Regions from separate parts of the Homo sapiens genome. Here region 2 is linked to region 1. Evidence: chromatin loops called from intact Hi-C (ENCODE). Cell type or tissue: heart left ventricle. All regions are shown on one strand. Each heading gives the region's core, and the rest is flanking DNA. Links, peaks and the distances in the headings are about the cores only.

What was found. Peaks named below come from ENCODE experiments on the same cell type or tissue, not always from the same donor. Only the 100,000 strongest peaks of a DNase experiment are listed, where the experiment ranks them.
Region 2: a loop joins it to region 1, with 2.6 times the contacts of the local background. A loop is called at or near these places in 23 of 110 quality-filtered maps.

Annotation. Positions count from the first base shown.
Region 1 is chr15:43,524,601-43,535,085 of GRCh38, forward strand. It overlaps MAP1A (microtubule associated protein 1A), which reads left to right. Exons shown (of 6, transcript NM_002373.6): 4 at 1-4,908; 5 at 5,050-5,270; 6 at 5,469-7,011. The coding sequence ends at 5,624. It overlaps PPIP5K1 (diphosphoinositol pentakisphosphate kinase 1), which reads right to left. Exons shown (of 32, transcript NM_001394395.1): 32 at 8,875-10,485. The coding sequence ends at 10,074. Among named protein-coding and RNA genes, the nearest start is that of MAP1A, 12 kb to the left of the region's middle. RefSeq lists enhancers at 3,114-3,746, 4,728-5,228, 5,229-5,729. In heart left ventricle, for the core only: no CTCF peak of the experiment used is centred there; a DNase peak (open chromatin) is centred at 4,016.
Region 2 is chr15:43,470,390-43,478,389 of GRCh38, forward strand. TP53BP1 (tumor protein p53 binding protein 1) reads right to left here. Exons shown (of 28, transcript NM_001141980.3): 8 at 7,204-7,370; 9 at 5,176-5,305; 10 at 4,284-4,378. Among named protein-coding and RNA genes, the nearest start is that of TP53BP1, 19 kb to the right of the region's middle. RefSeq lists a silencer at 6,815-7,056. In heart left ventricle, for the core only: no CTCF peak of the experiment used is centred there; no DNase peak of the experiment used is centred there.

The DNA.
Region 1 (10,485 bases), core at 962-8,961:
ATGCTGCTGAGGAGACAGTCAAGCCAGGGCCTGAAGAGGGCACACTAGAGAAGGAAGAGAAAGTTCCTCCTCCCAGGAGCCCCCAGGCCCAGGAAGCACCTGTCAACATTGATGAGGGGCTTACAGGCTGTACCATTCAACTGTTGCCAGCACAGGATAAAGCAATAGTCTTTGAGATTATGGAGGCAGGAGAGCCCACAGGCCCAATTCTGGGAGCAGAAGCCCTTCCCGGAGGTTTGAGGACTTTACCCCAAGAACCTGGCAAACCTCAGAAAGATGAGGTGCTCAGATATCCTGACCGAAGCCTCTCTCCTGAAGATGCAGAATCCCTCTCTGTCCTCAGCGTGCCCTCCCCAGACACTGCCAACCAAGAGCCTACCCCCAAGTCTCCCTGTGGCCTGACAGAACAGTACCTACACAAAGACCGTTGGCCAGAGGTATCTCCAGAAGACACCCAGTCACTTTCTCTGTCAGAAGAGAGTCCCAGCAAGGAGACCTCCCTGGATGTCTCTTCTAAGCAGCTCTCTCCAGAAAGCCTTGGCACCCTCCAGTTTGGGGAACTAAACCTTGGGAAGGAAGAAATGGGGCATCTGATGCAGGCCGAGGATACCTCTCACCACACAGCTCCCATGTCTGTTCCAGAGCCCCATGCAGCCACAGCGTCACCTCCCACAGATGGGACAACTCGATACTCTGCACAGACAGACATCACAGATGACAGCCTTGACAGGAAGTCACCTGCCAGCTCATTCTCTCACTCTACACCTTCAGGAAATGGGAAGTACTTACCTGGGGCGATCACAAGCCCTGATGAACACATTCTGACACCTGATAGCTCCTTCTCCAAGAGTCCTGAGTCTTTGCCAGGCCCTGCCTTGGAGGACATTGCCATAAAGTGGGAAGATAAAGTTCCAGGGTTGAAAGACAGAACCTCAGAACAGAAGAAGGAACCTGAGCCAAAGGATGAAGTTTTACAGCAGAAAGACAAAACTCTGGAGCACAAGGAGGTGGTAGAGCCGAAGGATACAGCCATCTATCAGAAAGATGAGGCTCTGCATGTAAAGAATGAGGCTGTGAAACAGCAGGATAAGGCTTTAGAACAAAAGGGCAGAGACTTAGAGCAAAAAGACACAGCCCTAGAACAGAAGGACAAGGCCCTGGAACCAAAAGACAAAGACTTAGAAGAAAAAGACAAGGCCCTGGAACAGAAGGATAAGATTCCAGAAGAGAAAGACAAAGCCTTAGAACAAAAGGATACAGCCCTGGAACAGAAGGACAAGGCCCTGGAACCAAAAGATAAAGACTTGGAACAAAAGGACAGGGTCCTAGAACAGAAGGAGAAGATCCCAGAAGAGAAAGACAAAGCCTTAGATCAAAAAGTCAGAAGTGTTGAACATAAGGCTCCGGAGGACACGGTCGCTGAAATGAAGGACAGAGACCTAGAACAGACAGACAAAGCCCCTGAACAGAAACACCAGGCCCAGGAACAAAAGGATAAAGTCTCAGAAAAGAAGGATCAGGCCTTAGAACAAAAATACTGGGCTTTGGGACAGAAGGATGAAGCCCTGGAACAAAACATTCAGGCTCTGGAAGAGAACCACCAAACTCAGGAGCAGGAGAGCCTAGTGCAGGAGGATAAAACCAGGAAACCAAAGATGCTAGAGGAAAAATCCCCAGAAAAGGTCAAGGCCATGGAAGAGAAGTTAGAAGCTCTTCTGGAGAAGACCAAAGCTCTGGGCCTGGAAGAGAGCCTAGTGCAGGAGGGCAGGGCCAGAGAGCAGGAAGAAAAGTACTGGAGGGGGCAGGATGTGGTCCAGGAGTGGCAAGAAACATCTCCTACCAGAGAGGAGCCGGCTGGAGAACAGAAAGAGCTTGCCCCGGCATGGGAGGACACATCTCCTGAGCAGGACAATAGGTATTGGAGGGGCAGAGAGGATGTGGCCTTGGAACAGGACACATACTGGAGGGAGCTAAGCTGTGAGCGGAAGGTCTGGTTCCCTCACGAGCTGGATGGCCAGGGGGCCCGCCCACACTACACTGAGGAACGGGAAAGCACTTTCCTAGATGAGGGCCCAGATGATGAGCAAGAAGTACCCCTGCGGGAACACGCAACCCGGAGCCCCTGGGCCTCAGACTTCAAGGATTTCCAGGAATCCTCACCACAGAAGGGGCTAGAGGTGGAGCGCTGGCTTGCTGAATCACCAGTTGGGTTGCCACCAGAGGAAGAGGACAAACTGACCCGCTCTCCCTTTGAGATCATCTCCCCTCCAGCTTCCCCACCTGAGATGGTTGGACAAAGGGTTCCTTCAGCCCCAGGACAAGAGAGTCCTATCCCAGACCCTAAGCTCATGCCACACATGAAGAATGAACCCACTACTCCCTCATGGCTGGCTGACATCCCACCCTGGGTGCCCAAGGACAGACCCCTCCCCCCTGCACCCCTCTCCCCAGCTCCTGGTCCCCCCACACCTGCCCCGGAATCCCATACTCCTGCACCCTTCTCTTGGGGCACAGCCGAGTATGACAGTGTGGTGGCTGCAGTGCAGGAGGGGGCAGCTGAGTTGGAAGGTGGGCCATACTCCCCCCTGGGGAAGGACTACCGCAAGGCTGAAGGGGAAAGGGAAGAAGAAGGTAGGGCTGAGGCTCCTGACAAAAGCTCACACAGCTCAAAGGTACCAGAGGCCAGCAAAAGCCATGCCACCACGGAGCCTGAGCAGACTGAGCCGGAGCAGAGAGAGCCCACACCCTATCCTGATGAGAGAAGCTTTCAGTATGCAGACATCTATGAGCAGATGATGCTTACTGGGCTTGGCCCTGCATGCCCCACTAGAGAGCCTCCACTTGGAGCAGCTGGGGATTGGCCCCCATGCCTCTCAACCAAGGAGGCAGCTGCCGGCCGAAACACATCTGCAGAGAAGGAGCTTTCATCTCCTATCTCACCCAAGAGCCTCCAGTCTGACACTCCAACCTTCAGCTATGCAGCCCTGGCAGGACCCACTGTACCCCCAAGGCCAGAGCCAGGGCCAAGTATGGAGCCCAGCCTCACCCCACCTGCAGTTCCCCCCCGTGCTCCTATCCTGAGCAAAGGCCCAAGCCCCCCTCTTAATGGTAACATCCTGAGCTGCAGCCCAGATAGGAGGTCCCCATCCCCCAAGGAATCAGGCCGGAGTCACTGGGATGACAGCACTAGTGACTCAGAACTGGAGAAGGGGGCTCGGGAACAGCCAGAAAAAGAGGCCCAATCCCCAAGTCCTCCTCACCCCATTCCTATGGGGTCCCCCACATTATGGCCAGAAACTGAGGCACATGTTAGCCCTCCCTTGGACTCACACCTGGGGCCTGCCCGACCCAGTCTGGACTTCCCTGCTTCAGCCTTTGGCTTCTCCTCATTGCAGCCAGCTCCCCCACAGCTGCCCTCTCCAGCTGAACCCCGCTCGGCACCCTGTGGCTCCCTTGCCTTCTCTGGGGATCGAGCTCTGGCTCTGGCTCCAGGACCCCCCACCAGAACCCGGCATGATGAATACCTGGAAGTGACCAAGGCCCCCAGCCTGGATTCCTCACTGCCCCAGCTCCCATCACCCAGTTCTCCTGGGGCCCCTCTCCTCTCCAATCTGCCACGACCTGCCTCACCAGCCCTGTCTGAGGGCTCCTCCTCTGAGGCTACCACGCCTGTGATTTCAAGTGTGGCGGAGCGCTTCTCTCCAAGCCTTGAGGCTGCAGAACAGGAGTCTGGAGAGCTGGACCCAGGAATGGAACCAGCTGCCCACAGCCTCTGGGACCTCACTCCTCTGAGCCCAGCACCCCCAGCTTCACTGGACTTGGCCCTAGCTCCAGCTCCAAGCCTGCCTGGAGACATGGGTGATGGCATCCTGCCGTGCCACCTGGAGTGCTCAGAGGCAGCCACGGAGAAGCCAAGCCCCTTCCAGGTTCCCTCTGAGGATTGTGCAGCCAATGGCCCAACTGAAACCAGCCCTAACCCCCCAGGCCCTGCCCCAGCCAAGGCTGAAAATGAAGAGGCTGCGGCTTGCCCTGCCTGGGAACGTGGGGCCTGGCCTGAAGGAGCTGAGAGGAGCTCCCGGCCTGACACATTGCTCTCCCCTGAGCAGCCAGTGTGTCCTGCAGGGGGCTCCGGGGGCCCACCCAGCAGTGCCTCTCCTGAGGTCGAAGCTGGGCCCCAGGGATGTGCCACTGAGCCTCGGCCCCATCGTGGGGAGCTCTCCCCATCCTTCCTGAACCCACCTCTGCCCCCATCCATAGATGATAGGGACCTCTCAACTGAGGAAGTTCGGCTAGTAGGAAGAGGGGGGCGGCGCCGGGTAGGGGGGCCAGGGACCACTGGGGGCCCATGCCCTGTGACTGATGAGACACCCCCTACATCAGCCAGTGACTCAGGCTCCTCACAGTCAGATTCTGATGTCCCGCCAGAAACTGAGGAGTGTCCGTCCATCACAGCTGAGGCAGCCCTCGACTCAGATGAAGATGGAGACTTCCTACCTGTGGACAAAGCTGGGGGTGTCAGTGGTACTCACCACCCCAGGCCTGGCCATGACCCACCTCCTCTCCCACAGCCAGACCCCCGCCCATCCCCTCCCCGCCCTGATGTGTGCATGGCTGACCCCGAGGGGCTCAGCTCAGAGTCTGGGAGAGTAGAGAGGCTACGGGAGAAGGAAAAGGTTCAGGGGCGAGTAGGGCGCAGGGCCCCAGGCAAGGCCAAGCCAGCGTCCCCTGCACGGCGTCTGGATCTTCGGGGAAAACGCTCACCCACCCCTGGTAAAGGGCCTGCAGATCGAGCATCCCGGGCCCCACCTCGACCACGCAGCACCACAAGCCAGGTCACCCCAGCAGAGGAAAAGGATGGACACAGCCCCATGTCCAAAGGCCTAGTCAATGGACTCAAGGCAGGACCAAGTAAGTATATCATGAAACTTGGCAGAGAGTGTGGGTTAGGGCTGGGTGTGGGCTGGTCAGACTTCAGGAGTGGGACAGAGGGGAAGGTTGCCAAAAGGGTTCTACTTTTCCTCTACAATGAATCCTGGCTTGTCTCTACAGTGGCCTTGAGTTCCAAGGGCAGCTCTGGTGCCCCTGTATATGTGGATCTCGCCTACATCCCGAATCATTGCAGTGGCAAGACTGCTGACCTTGACTTCTTCCGTCGAGTGCGTGCATCCTACTATGTGGTCAGTGGGAATGACCCTGCCAATGGCGAGCCAAGCCGGGCTGTGCTGGATGCCCTGCTGGAGGGCAAGGCCCAGTGGGGGGAGAATCTTCAGGTGAGTAGCAAAGGACACCAAGGAAGTAGTCTGGTCAACGCTCACTCAGAGGCAGTAGTGGAACACAGTCCCTATTTATTAAAGGATGGGCCTTTTCTAAGGGCAGCAGAGCTGCTTCTGAGACCATGAGGTGCCCCTTCCCCCTCACCTACCTTCCCTTTATGTTCTCACATCAGACATATCTTATCTCCCTTCTAGGTGACTCTGATCCCTACTCATGACACGGAGGTGACTCGTGAGTGGTACCAACAAACTCATGAGCAGCAGCAACAACTGAATGTCCTGGTCCTGGCTAGCAGCAGCACCGTGGTGATGCAGGATGAGTCCTTCCCTGCCTGCAAGATTGAGTTCTGAAAGAGCCGCCCTCCCTTCCCCAAGGATCCACTCCCCCAGCTCCTTTAGAGAATGGCTACTGCTGAGTCCTTTGGGGTTGAGGGAGATGGGAGCTAGGGGGAGGGGAGGGAGATGTCTTGTTGTGGGGACTTGGGCTGGGCTAAATGGGAGGGGTTGTCCCTCCCCATCATCCATTCCTGTGAGGTGTCTCAAACCAAAGTTAACAGGGAGAGGATGGGGGAGGGGACAAATTAGAATAGGATAGCATCTGATGCCTGAGAACCCTCTCCTAGCACTGTCAAATGCTGGTATTGAATGGGGACTGAGGATGGGTCTCAGAGAGCAACCTCCTCCCTCGTAGAGGGAGATTATATCCCCAACTCCAGGGACCTCTTTATCTCAATCTATTTATTTGGCATCCTGGGAGGGATTTCCAATAGTAATTTATGTGACCTGGGGCAGGATACCGTCAGTGAGGTGCCCAGAGCTGCACCCTTTCCTCCATTTCCCATCCCCCATCTCCTCAACCACCAGGGTCTGAGTTCTAGCAGGGTCCTGGGGGTATCCCACTGCTATACTGTTCTACTGCTTCCCTCAGTATCTGAATGTCTCAATTTAAAACTTGAAGCTCTTTAGACCAATAGACTGGTGAGAGGAGAAAGGAGCTTATCCCCCAGACCCTGCTTTATACCATTCACATCCCAGGGCTGTGTCCAGACAGCACAAAACGGCAAGGAGAGCCCAAGCCCCAATGCCAGAATTCTTCCAAACTCCCTGACTCTTTGAAGTTTTTACTCACCCCATTTCAATTATCCTGATCCCTTCTCATCCCCTGCTTGGCTTCTCTGCATGTGGTCATCTGCTGTGGCTTGGTGTTTAATGGGTTAAAAATAAGCCACTGCCTGACATCCCAACATTTGACACCCCAGCAATGTGTGACTCCCCCAACATTCCACTATGCCATCCTGCAGCTGAAATGGGAACACTGGCTGCCTCTCCAAACCCGCTCTTGGACAGAGGATCTGGGAGGTGGAAGCCAGGCCAGAGGACTTGGGGAAAATGAGATGGAGGAAGGAAAAAGGGAGAAGCTGAGCCACAGCTTAACTCCTACAGAGTGAAATGAAAACGGGCTGAAAATACCACCCCAGGAGAGGACCTCGCCCCAAGCAAGCCAGTGAGCAGCCCTGCCAGACTACTGCCAGACTGAGAAACCCAGAAGCTGGTAGTCATGTGGGCTTGCCTTCTCTGCCAAACGACTGGGAAACCAAAATGAGCCCACCTTGTGTTCTTCCTAGCTCCACCCTCCCCGTGCTGCTGTGTTCTGCTCCTCCCCACGCTTCCCTGCTATAGTTCCCAGCTGCTGTAACGGAGCCACCTCCAACTCTAACAATAAACCAAGTTCATTGCAGATAGTGTAGTGCTGCTTAGGCTTTTTCTGACTCCATACATGCTTAGTTACTGGGCCCTGGCTTCTACCTCTCTGCTTCAACCAGTATTGAATTTATCTTGGAAGACTCCAATGCTTTTGATTACTGGAAACACTTGTGCCTGAGTATGAAGAATAGGAGCCTAGGGTGGATACATACATCTGGTCTGGGGGAGGGAAGAGGGGCAGAAGGCCTCCTGGGAAGGGGATATGCATTCCGTGGGGTCAAGAGTTGAGGACCAAATAACCAGGATCAGCTACCCTGGACAGCCTCTTGGGCTAAAGGGGTAAAAAGCTGAAGGACCCTAAGAGATCCAGAGCCTAATGAGGTTGGAAACAACTCTCCTTGTGCAGTCAGGATTTCCATGGAGTAAAACGGTCGACTTTCCTCCTCCATGGAAACCCTTTATAGTCCTAAGTATGTCAGAAGTGGCCAGGTTATGAATGTGTATATTTGGGGAGGGGCATATTCTAGCCCTCCCACTGTTCTGGGCTCTCTCATGGTAAAGATGTCAAAGGAGCAGAGAAAGGGCATAGCCCCTTTATATAAACTCCTCCTGACACTCCATCAGAGTGAAAAATTAACAGGATGATTCCAAGAACTTGGTGAGAAGGCATGTACCCTCTGGTGCTTCACAGAGAGGGAACCTCTTTCCAGTCCCCCATCCAACACTCTACTTACTCAATAAAGACCTTTTGGGGACCGGGCGTGGTGGCTCACACCTGTAATCCCAGCACTTTGGGAGGCCGAGGCGGGCAGATCACCTGAGGTCAGGAGTTCGAGACCAGCCTGGCCAACACGGCGAAACCCCGTCTCTACTAAAAATACAAAAAAAATTAGCTGGGTGTGGTGACGGGCATCTGTAATCCCAGCTACTCAGGAGGCTAAGGCAGGAGAATCGCTTGAACCCAGGAGGCGGCAGTTGCAGTGAGCTGAGATCGCACCACTGCACTGTAGCCTGGGTGACAGAGCGAGACTCTGTCTCTAAATAAATAAATAAATACCTTTTGAGATAGTGGGTTAACTGCCATAGGCTCCTCTTGGGATGCCTGATCTCTCTTTTTTTTTTTTTTTTTTGGAGACAGAGTCTCATTCTGTCACCAGGCTGGAGTGCAGTGGCGCGATCTTGGCTCACTGCAACCTCCACCTCCTGGATTCAAGCAATTCTCCTGCTTCAGCCTCCCGAGTAGCTGGGATTACAGGCATGTGCCACCATGCCCAGCTAATTTTTATATTTTTAGTAGAGATGGGGTTTCACCATGTTGGCCAGGATAGTCTCAATCTCTTGACCTCATGATCCACCCACCTCGGCCTCCCAAAGTGCTAGGATTACAGACAGATGTGAGCCACCACGCCCAGCTGATCTCTATATTTTTATAGTCTATTTTTGGATGCCTGATCTCTGTATTTTTACAGCCCATTCCTGCTCAACTATAATGGCTTTTGACCGATTCAGATTAATCAGTTACAGACACAATTGACTCATAGTCGTATTCCTTTTTTTTTTTTTTTGAGACAGAGTCTTGCATTTTTGCCCAGGCTGGAGGGCAGTGGCGTGATTTTGGCTCACTGCAACCTCTGCCTCCAGGGTTCAAGTGATTCTCCTGTCTCAGCCTCCCGAATAGCTGGGATTACAGGTGTCCACCACCATGCCTGGCTAATTTTTGTGTTTTTAGTAGAGACAAGGTTTCACCATGTTGGCCAGGTTGGTCTCCAACTCCTGACCTCAAATGATCTGCCCGCCTTGGCCTCCCAAAGTGCTGGGATTACAGGTGTAAGCCACCGTGCCCAGCCTATATTCATTCTTGAATTCACAAGGACATCACCATCATCCATCACCACCATTCTCATTAGTTTATATTTATTGAGCACTCATAATGTTCCAGCCCCCGACTCCAATGACCGCATTACCCCTCCTACCCACTCCCATTCCCATCCCTGGATCTTTGGAAAAAGCTTCATAATCATATCTGGCCCTCAGACACAATGATATAAGGACAAATTTCTTGGGGACCCTGCAGTGTTTGGTCTTTGGCCAGTCTGTCCCTGGCACAACTACAGAAATAAATATATATATATATATTTATTAAACCTTTGCTTGTATCTGTACAATATTGATCTCTGCTGATTGCTTAAAATAGAACCTGATTATCTCTACTACTACAGCATCTCCTAAGCCAAACAGCCCCACCACAGAGGAGGCCCACTTTCACAGACTGGCTAAGAATCCTCTAGAGCATTTTAAGTAGTTGCTCTGAATTTTGCACAGCAGTCTAATACCTACTTTTCCCTAGAGCTATTGCCCAGAGGAACAGGACTGAGGCAGAAGGGGCACTTGGGGATGATATGGAAGGATCTATAAGGCAAGTCTAAAGATTTAGTGGCCATGTCAGATGTTTGGGGAAGGGACTCTATTTTCCAGACATTTCAGATAGCCATCCCGGGCTCACCTGAGGAGTGCTGGCAAAGACAAGAGTCCCCTGAATGCACATATGGTCTAAGCGTACCTTGAGAAGTCGTGAACATTTCCCCAGAAAAGTGAAGACCCTAGAGTCCCCTCTTTTGCATTTGCTGTCGCCAGATGGTGTCTTCAGCAGTGAAGCGGCATTTCCTTTAACAATCTGTGATTTCCTAGGATGCTCAGAGAAGGCTGGGTAATGACAGACCAACCCACCCCAAGGAAATCCTATTCAAGTCTAATGGCTAAGTGAGGAGCCAATGGCTTCTTCGAACCTAAAACTGGCTCCTCCTCAACCACAGCTCTGGCACAGGTATGCTTCATACAAAGAGAACTACTTCCCCAGACACCGCTGGTGAGAGCTGGCCAGTGAGTTAGCCAACAGAAAAGGTTGCTGGCTCAAATGGCTGGTATAGTGTGATACCACTAATGAGAAAATTAATCACATGTTGCTGGTGGAAGGGGTGAGTGCTGGTCATGGGCTAGAGACTGGCTCTGAGGGTTTGGATCACCAGATGGATGCTGGGCTTGAGGAATACCCTCTCCAGGCAGCTGATCAATCACTTCAGGGACCACCCAGGACTTCTAATTTATCTCCTCAGGGACCTCCTGGGCCTGCAGATCAATCTCCTCAGGGAACTCTTGGGATGGTTTATCAATCTCAGGGATGCCCTGAGATAACAGATTGATCGCAGAAGTCTCCTGGGCCAGCCTGCCAACCTCCACAGAGAACTCCTGGTATGGCTGGATGACCTCCTCAGGGATCTCTTCAGCTGGGCTGCCAACTTCTACAAGGGTTTCCTGGACCAAGCTACCAACCCCTACATGGAACTTATGGACCAGCTTGCCAACCTCCACAGAGACCCCCTGGCATGGCTGGCTGACCTCCTCGGAGTTCTCCAGACATAGCTGGCAAACTTCCTCAGAGACTTTCTGGCACAGTTGGCTGGACTTCTGGCATGGCTGGCTGATGTGAGGGACCTCCTGGCATGTGTGG
Region 2 (8,000 bases), core at 1-8,000, 55 kb before region 1:
GTAGAAAAGCCCAAACTACTGGTACCTAATTTAACCATCATATATTCTACCACAGGCCTTGAAAGACAGTGAATTTGTCACCACTTTAGGTAAATACAGTATCTATAATTCATATTTACGAACTGATTATATTTGCATTAACAATTGCTAACTGCAGAGAGATGGATGCCTGTACAAATACAGATGAAGAAAAAAAATCTATCAATGCCAATCAGCACTGATTTATCAAAGAACTAAGAAAGAGAAGACACTAATCCTGACACACATTAGGAGGGAACACACACACACAAAACACAAAACACTGCTTTCCCATAGTATACTACCCACCTGTAGGCTATCAGGAACTTGCTTGGAGTCAGCCCAGCTAGCTAAGTATTTGATTCATCATTTGTATCCCCTATCTTACAACTTGACCCCAACCAGGCTTCCTCTAGACCACTCACAAACTACTAACAACATTTACCTTTTCCCCATAATTCACATTCATGCTACCAGCTACCCAAACTGCAACCTCAATACCCAGCTTTGCTGCTTAGCTTAGTCTCAACCTTACCAGTCTACACCTAATTTGGGATCCAGTGCTACAGGCCTTTAATATACTACCATAGCTGTGCTAAGTATTTTTGTTGCACCTTTTGAACTTTCTTGCCATGACAAAGCACATTAAAAACCTGCTGTTATAGGCACTACATACAAAAAAGGCTTTAGGTTAAGAGAAAAGCAAAAAAACAAATAAATACAAAAAGCACATATAGTTTCACAAACACTGATGTACATACATATTAAGCAAATGCATTAAATCTAAAATATAACTGACAAGGGAAAATACACTGTTACATAAAAAAAAAAAACTGAGTCATATACACAACATGCCAATTATGTAAAACTACTTTATGCATTGAAAACTGAAATATATCCAAATATACTAGTTGTAGCTATATCTGGAGTGTAGTATCACAGGTGATTTTTATTTTCATTAATTTCCTATATACTTAACAAACTTTCTACAATAAATATTGACTGTTTACAATCAGGGAGAAAGCTTTTTTTTTTTTGAGACAGGGTCTCGCTCTGTTGTCCAGGCTGCGACGCAGTGGTGCCACCTTGGCTCACTGCAACCTCCGCCTCCCAGGTTCAAGTGATTCTCCTGCCTCAGCCTCCTGAGTAGCTGGGATTACAGGCACCCGCCACCACACCCAGTTAATTTTTTATATTTTTAGTAGAGATGGGGTTTCACCATGGTGGCCAGGCTGGTCTCAAACTCCTGACCTCAGGTGATCTGCCCACCTTGGCCTCCCAAAGTATTGGGATTACAGGTGTGAGACACCGTGCCCAGCCTGAGAAAGTATATTTAATATAATTATTTTTATATTTTTTCAATGTTCACACTACAGATAAAAGATAAAAGAAACTGTTTTAAGAATTAACCAAACTTCACTTGTATTACCTGGGTTTTTGTAGAATTAATTCACCTAATCATGTTATACTTAGATTGATATCAGTCACTAATCATGTTATGCTTAGATTGATATTAGTCAATTTGGATACCTACAACTGATTTTAAGAGAAACAGCCAGAGACAAACTTTGTAGCAGAAGAAAGCCTAAGATCAAATTCTATCACTGATAAATTACATTTGAAAAACTGTTAAATGTCTATGTTTTATGTTACTCAAGAGCAGAGAAAGGATATAATAGGAGGCATATACATGACAGATGAAGGCACAGGCTCTGGAGGCAGCTGCCTGAGTTCAAATTCTGCTTCTACATCTCATTAGTTGAAAAATCTCTCTATGCCTCCATTTCCTCATCTGTAAAATGGGGATAAAAATAACACCTCCTTCTTAGGATGTTTGTGAGGATTCAATGAGAAAAACCACAGAAATGCCCTTAGAACAATGCCTTGCCTATACTAAGTGCTCAATAAATAAAACTATTATACCATTACTTGTATATGAAAGAGTGAAAAGATGAAAATCATAGAATTTATTAGAAAAAGCTTTGTAGAAATCGTAAGAACTTAGAAACATCTTGAATGACTGGATAGGAGACTAGGTCAGAGCAAAAGAAGCTTAAATAATGAGATAAATTAGGTAAGTGAAAAGGAAAGCTTTCTTGTGAATAAAGTAATATAAAATCTCTAAGTCGTCAAAGGAGTAAATGAATGAAGTTAAAATTTTTACCACCTACTCTTAACCATTCTTATGCTAAAACTATTTTAATAGCAAAAATAACCTATAAGGACCACAAGAAACAATTGCTGGTTCCTTCTCACCAGAAATGTGTTCACGTGTTGCTAGAAACAAGTAGGCCATTATTAATAAGTCCAGTTCTTCCCCATACTAATTCATTTCAGTTCAACTTTAAAAACAAAAATTTTTCCTTCAGAGCCTTTTTAAAAATTGAGCCAATACAGAAATCTCAATAGAATTAGTGCTAGAAAAGCAAAGAATGGGGGATGGTGTGTCCAGAATTGGTGGGTTCTTGGTCTCACTGACGTCAAGAATGAAGCCGCGGACCCTCACGGTGAGAGTTACAGCTCTTAAGGTGGCGCGTCTCGAGTCTGTCCCTTCTGATGTTCAGATGTGTTCGGAGTTTCTTCCTTCTGGTGGGTTCGTGGTCTCGCTGGTTCAGGAGTGAAGCTGCAGACCTTCGCGGTGAGTATTACAGCTCTTAAGGCAGCGCGTCTAGAGTTGTTCGTTCCTCCCAGTGGGCTCGTGGTCTCGCTGGCTTTAGGAGTGAAGCTACAGACCTCGCAGTGAGTGTTACAGCTCATAAAAGCAGCGTGGACCCAAAGAGTGAGCAGTAGCAAGATTTATTGCAAAGAGTGAAAGAACAAAGCTTCCACACTGTGGAAGGGGACCCGAGCGGGTTGCCACTGCTGGCTCGGGCAGCCTGCTTTTATTCTCTTATCTAGCCCCACCCACATCCTGCTGATTGGTAGAGCCAGTGGTCTGTGCTGACAGGGGGCTGATTGGTGCATTTACAATCCCTGAGCTAGACACAAAGGTTCTCCACGTCCCCACCAGATTAGCTAGATACAGAGTGTCCACACAAAGGTTCTCCAAGGCCCCACCAGAGTAGCTAGATACAGAGTGTCCATTGGTACATTCACAAACCCTGAGCTAGACACAGGGTGCTGATTGGTGTGTTTACAAACCTTGAGCTAGAAACAGAGTGCCGATTGGTGTATTTACAATCCCTGAGCTAGACATAAAGGTTCTCCACGTCCCACCAGAGCAGCCAGATACAGAGTGTGGATTGGTGCATTCACAAACTCAGAGCTAGACACAGGGTGCTGACTGGTGTGTTTACAAACCCTGAGCTAGATACAGAGTGCCGATTGGTGTATTTACAATCCCTGAGCTAGACATAAAGGTTCTCCACGTCCTCACCAGACTCAGCAGCCCAGCTGGCTTCACCCAGTGGATCTCGCACGGGGGCTGCAGGTGGAGCTGCCTACCAGTCCTGTGCCGTGCTCCTGCACTCCTCAGCCCTTTGGGTGGTCGATGGGACTAGGTGCCGTGGAGCAGGGGGCAGTGCTCATCAGGGAGGCTCAGCCACACAGGAGCCCACGGAGGGGGTGGAAGGCTCAGGCATGGCGGGCTGCAGGTCCCGAGTCCTGCCCCACTGGAAGGCAGCTAAGTAAGGCCCGGCGAGAAATCAAGCGCAGCGCCGGTGGGCTAGCACTGCTGGGGGACCCAGTACACCCTCCATAGCCGCTGGCCCGGGTGCTAAGCCCCTCATTGCCCGGGGGGCCGGCAGGGCCGGCCGGCTGCTCCGAGTGCAGGACCCGCCAAGCCCACACCCACCAGGAACTCCAGCTGGCCCGCAAGCGCCGCGCACAGCCCCGGTTGCTGCTCGCACCTCTCCCTGCACGCCTCCCTGCAAGCTGAGGGAGCGGGCTCCAGCCTTGGCCAGCCCAGAAAGGGGATCCCACAGTGCAGCGGTGGGCTGAAGGGCTCCTCAAGTGCCGCCAAAGTGGGAGCCCAGGCAGAGGAGGCGCCGAGAGCGAGCGAGGGCTGTGAGGACTGCCAGCACGCTGTCACCTCTCAATGGGGTTAGACAAAAAAAAAAAAAAAAAAAGGAAGGAAGGAAAAGCAAAGAACTGAGGACAGCACTTTACAGTAGGTCACATCCCTAAAGGTTAGACAAACATGAGTCCTACCGAATTGTGTAGGTCACAAGCATTCTAAAGTACAAAGAAGTAGTACATTTTGCAAGGCAGAAAAAGTGTTGCTCCTCTTCTAATCTGAGATCAACAGACAGATCAAGAGAGCTCACCTTGTCTCCCTTCTTGCTCTGTGGGACTGCTAGGAACGATAAAAGGAGTAGATCGGAAAGCATCAGGAGAAGGAGCAACAAGATCTGAAGAATTCCTTTATATAAAGAGAGAATCACAGGTTATTTTACCATAGCCACAGTTTTGCATTTCTGTATTTGCTTTTACTTTTTAACAGGAAAAAATATCTAAGGCATTCAGATAAATACTTATCAGCACTTTTCCCCAACAGCAACCTGAGGCTGGTGGAAGAACCAAAAATACTTCAATAACTATTTCCCACACCAGACATTTCTGTTGTAAAATAAGAACTTTTTCAAAAAGAGAGTAAGGGCAAAGTGAATGATCAGACACAAGGACATCATGATTTAAAAGCAAAATGAGCAGTGCTAGGAAATAAATTCATTTGCAGATTTGAGACATAAAAAAAATTATTCCATTTTTTTGCCTAATAATAGTCAGACCATGAACATTTTCATCAGAAAACTAAAACTAAACAAAAAAAACCAACAAGCGAACCTCTTTGCCCTAACATAAAGAAATCCAACTACTGTCAACTTAACAACCTATTCTCCACCCTCTGCTATTAAATGAGAAGAATTGCAAGTAAAACAGAGGAGCAGAATGCTTGTTTTGGATGTGTAACATTTTCTAAATAACTGCGCCTTTTCTTTCTTAGTGAAACGTTTGGGCTACTATTATAAAATTTTCAAATGGGACAACAGATTTATCTGCCTTCAACAGTTCTTCATCCCCAAAGCTCTAATGCATAGGTTCTACCATTTGGTTTCAAAAAGAATTCTAGACTAGCAGATAAGTTTAGCCTCTTTCAGCCTTAGCCTAAGACTCTCAGGCACATACTGCCTTGGCATAAGCTATTTTAGGCTTACTTACGTGGAAAGACTGTCCTGAACAAGGGACCTCTGACCAGAGAGCTGCAGGAGATGCAGAGTGGTGGCAGGAGTGGAAGCCAAAGAACACCCACCTTCCTCCCTTGAAGGAGTAGAGCAACCATCAGAAGATACTGAAAAAAAGAAATTCCAGTTGCACTTCTCAGATTGACACTACTGAGCTGCCAAAAACCATTCAGTACTGCAAAGAGTAATATCCATATTTCCAACATATTTCCATATTTCCAAAAGGGCAGAAATTGTTTTCTAATTATAGTACAACGAATGGACTACTACAATAGCACAAATCTTGAGTGAACATTAACCACCCCCGCAATGGGCTTCTTGAATAAAGAACTGATGAAGAGTTCCTTAGTCCTTTCTGTCATGATCTAAGCTTGGAGATTAAAAGCCAGAATCCTGGATGGGCGCAGTGGCTCACACCTGTAATCCTAGCACTTTGGGAGGCTGAGGCGGGTGGATCATCTGAGGTCAGGAGTTCAAGACTAGCCAGACCAACATGGTGAAACCTCATCTCTACTAAAAATACAAAAATTAGCTGGGCGTGGTGGTATGCGCCTGTAATCCCAGCTACTTGGAAGGCTAAGGCAGGAGCATCACTTGAACCTGCTAGGCAGAGGTTGCAGTGAGCTGAGATTGCACCACTGCACTCCAGCCTGGGCAACAGAGGGAGACTCCGTCTCAAAAAAATAAATAAATAAATAAAATAAAAGCCAGAATCCTTATACTTCTGCTTAGCTGCTCTTCTTTCTTGTGATGCTTCTATTAAAAAACAGCAAATGAGCCTTTTATTCCAACGTCTACCTTAGGTGAAGTCAAGCTCATGCCATGATACAGATGGGAGAAGTCAAAAAAATGCACATGACACTTGATGTTATAAATGCAGCAGTTTTCAAGATTTGGGCCTGCTCAAAGGAGTAAAAGGATTTATGAGCAGCCATTACTGTTTTATACTATGAAGAGTCTCTTGTTGGTCCCTTCCCCTTAGCAATAGATGGAGTATCAACTATATTAATCCCAGTGTAAAAGAATTTCTTAAATAAAACCTTACAACTTTAGTAAGAGACCAACAAAGGTTCCTCGGTGACCCTCTGAATGTCTTGCACAGCAACCTGTATCACAGCATAGCAAAGGAAGATAGCCTTCTTCCCTTCCCGCCTTACAACCAACATAATATGTTTTGCTGGTAATTAACTCAAGCTTTCTAGCTCTCTGAGGCTGTGGAATGAAAGATTGGTGGAGGTTAAAGAGGTGTGAAACAAATTATATCCTTTTAAGTTTTATGTCCTTTCCGCTAGATTTTAAATTCCTATCTGTGTCAGATTAACTAATAAACAGATTAAGTTAGTAAACTGTTACCCAGATGAATATGAAAAACCTAGGCTTAATATCATATTGAAGATTTGAAGACATAGTAGCCATGTAACAGAAAATGGCAGCCAGGTGTGGTGACTCATGCCTGTAAGCCCAGCACTGTGGGAGGCCAAGGCAGGCGGATCACAAGGTCAGGAGATCAAGACCATCATGGCTAACACAGTGAAACCCCATCTCTACTAAAAATACAAAAAATTAGCCAAGCATGGTGGCGGGTGCCTGTAGTCCCAGCTACTAGGGAGGCTGAGGCAGGAGAATGGCATGATCCCGGGAGGCGGAGCTTGCAGTGAGCCGAGATTGCGCCACTGCACTCCAGCCTGGGTGACAGAGTGAGACTCCATCTCAAAAAAAAAAAAAAGAAAAAAAGAAAATGGCTAGTATCCATAATACTAAATTTACTGTATTAGCTATTCTTCACCATCTCATTTCCAAAAGAGAGAAAATTATGTCAAAATATTAAATGGAAATTATTCCCAAAAAGCCCTTCTCACTAATTACTAGAAACACGTTTTCCTTCCATATCACAAACAAGTCTGCAAACCTATAAAATGCTTTGTAACTTAACCAGTAGCCTCAGAACTAAAGTAAAAGTTTAGATCTTTGGAGAAGAGCTGTAACGACAAATCACTCTTGGTACCTGTTTTATTGCTCTGGTCAAACAAGTCTTCCTGAGTTGACAAAACCTCAGGCTCTGGTGACTTCTGAATCTGCAGTCCACTTTCCATAAGTTCTTGTGCAGACAACTGTTCTTTTGCTTCCATAGCAGCAACAGATGCTTTGGGGCTAAAAGGCATGTCCTCTGACCTAGGAAATTCATATCACCAGGAGAAAAAGTTCCTAAGTTCAAATGTTTTTAAATAAAAAGCTTTTCCTGTTTTGTGTGTTTTTCTTTAATAATTTCAAAAATTCCAGTGGCTCTAATTTACATAATTATATATTAAAAAGGAAATAAACTACTCTTTATAGTGATAAAAGTCCTCAGCCCATTTTAAAACCTGTCTCACTCTCTCTCACAGCCAATACCTGTCTTCAACTCTGCTCAATACTGTGCTTCATGCTTTCTAAGATTTCTGATGAGTAACTTGGGGAATTTTTGTTACATATAATGTTATCTAGACCTGTATAAAGAATTCTGATCCAGACCCCAATGATGCCAGTAAGGAGAACAGTCCAAACCATGACATTCCATGGAAAGCATTTGATGTCAATTATCCTCCTTACTAGTGCCACACACATCTTCTGCTGACCTTTTCCATTTGATGTACCCAAACCCCAAACCAATTCTCCTTCAGATCAATACTAACATGTATAAGACATTCATCCCTGGCCCCTTTCCAGAGACTTATGAGGTTCACCTGTTCTACCACTCCCCAGGGTAAACAGAATAGCATAACTAGATGGAAGGCAGCATCTAAAAGAAAAGCCTAAAAAGTC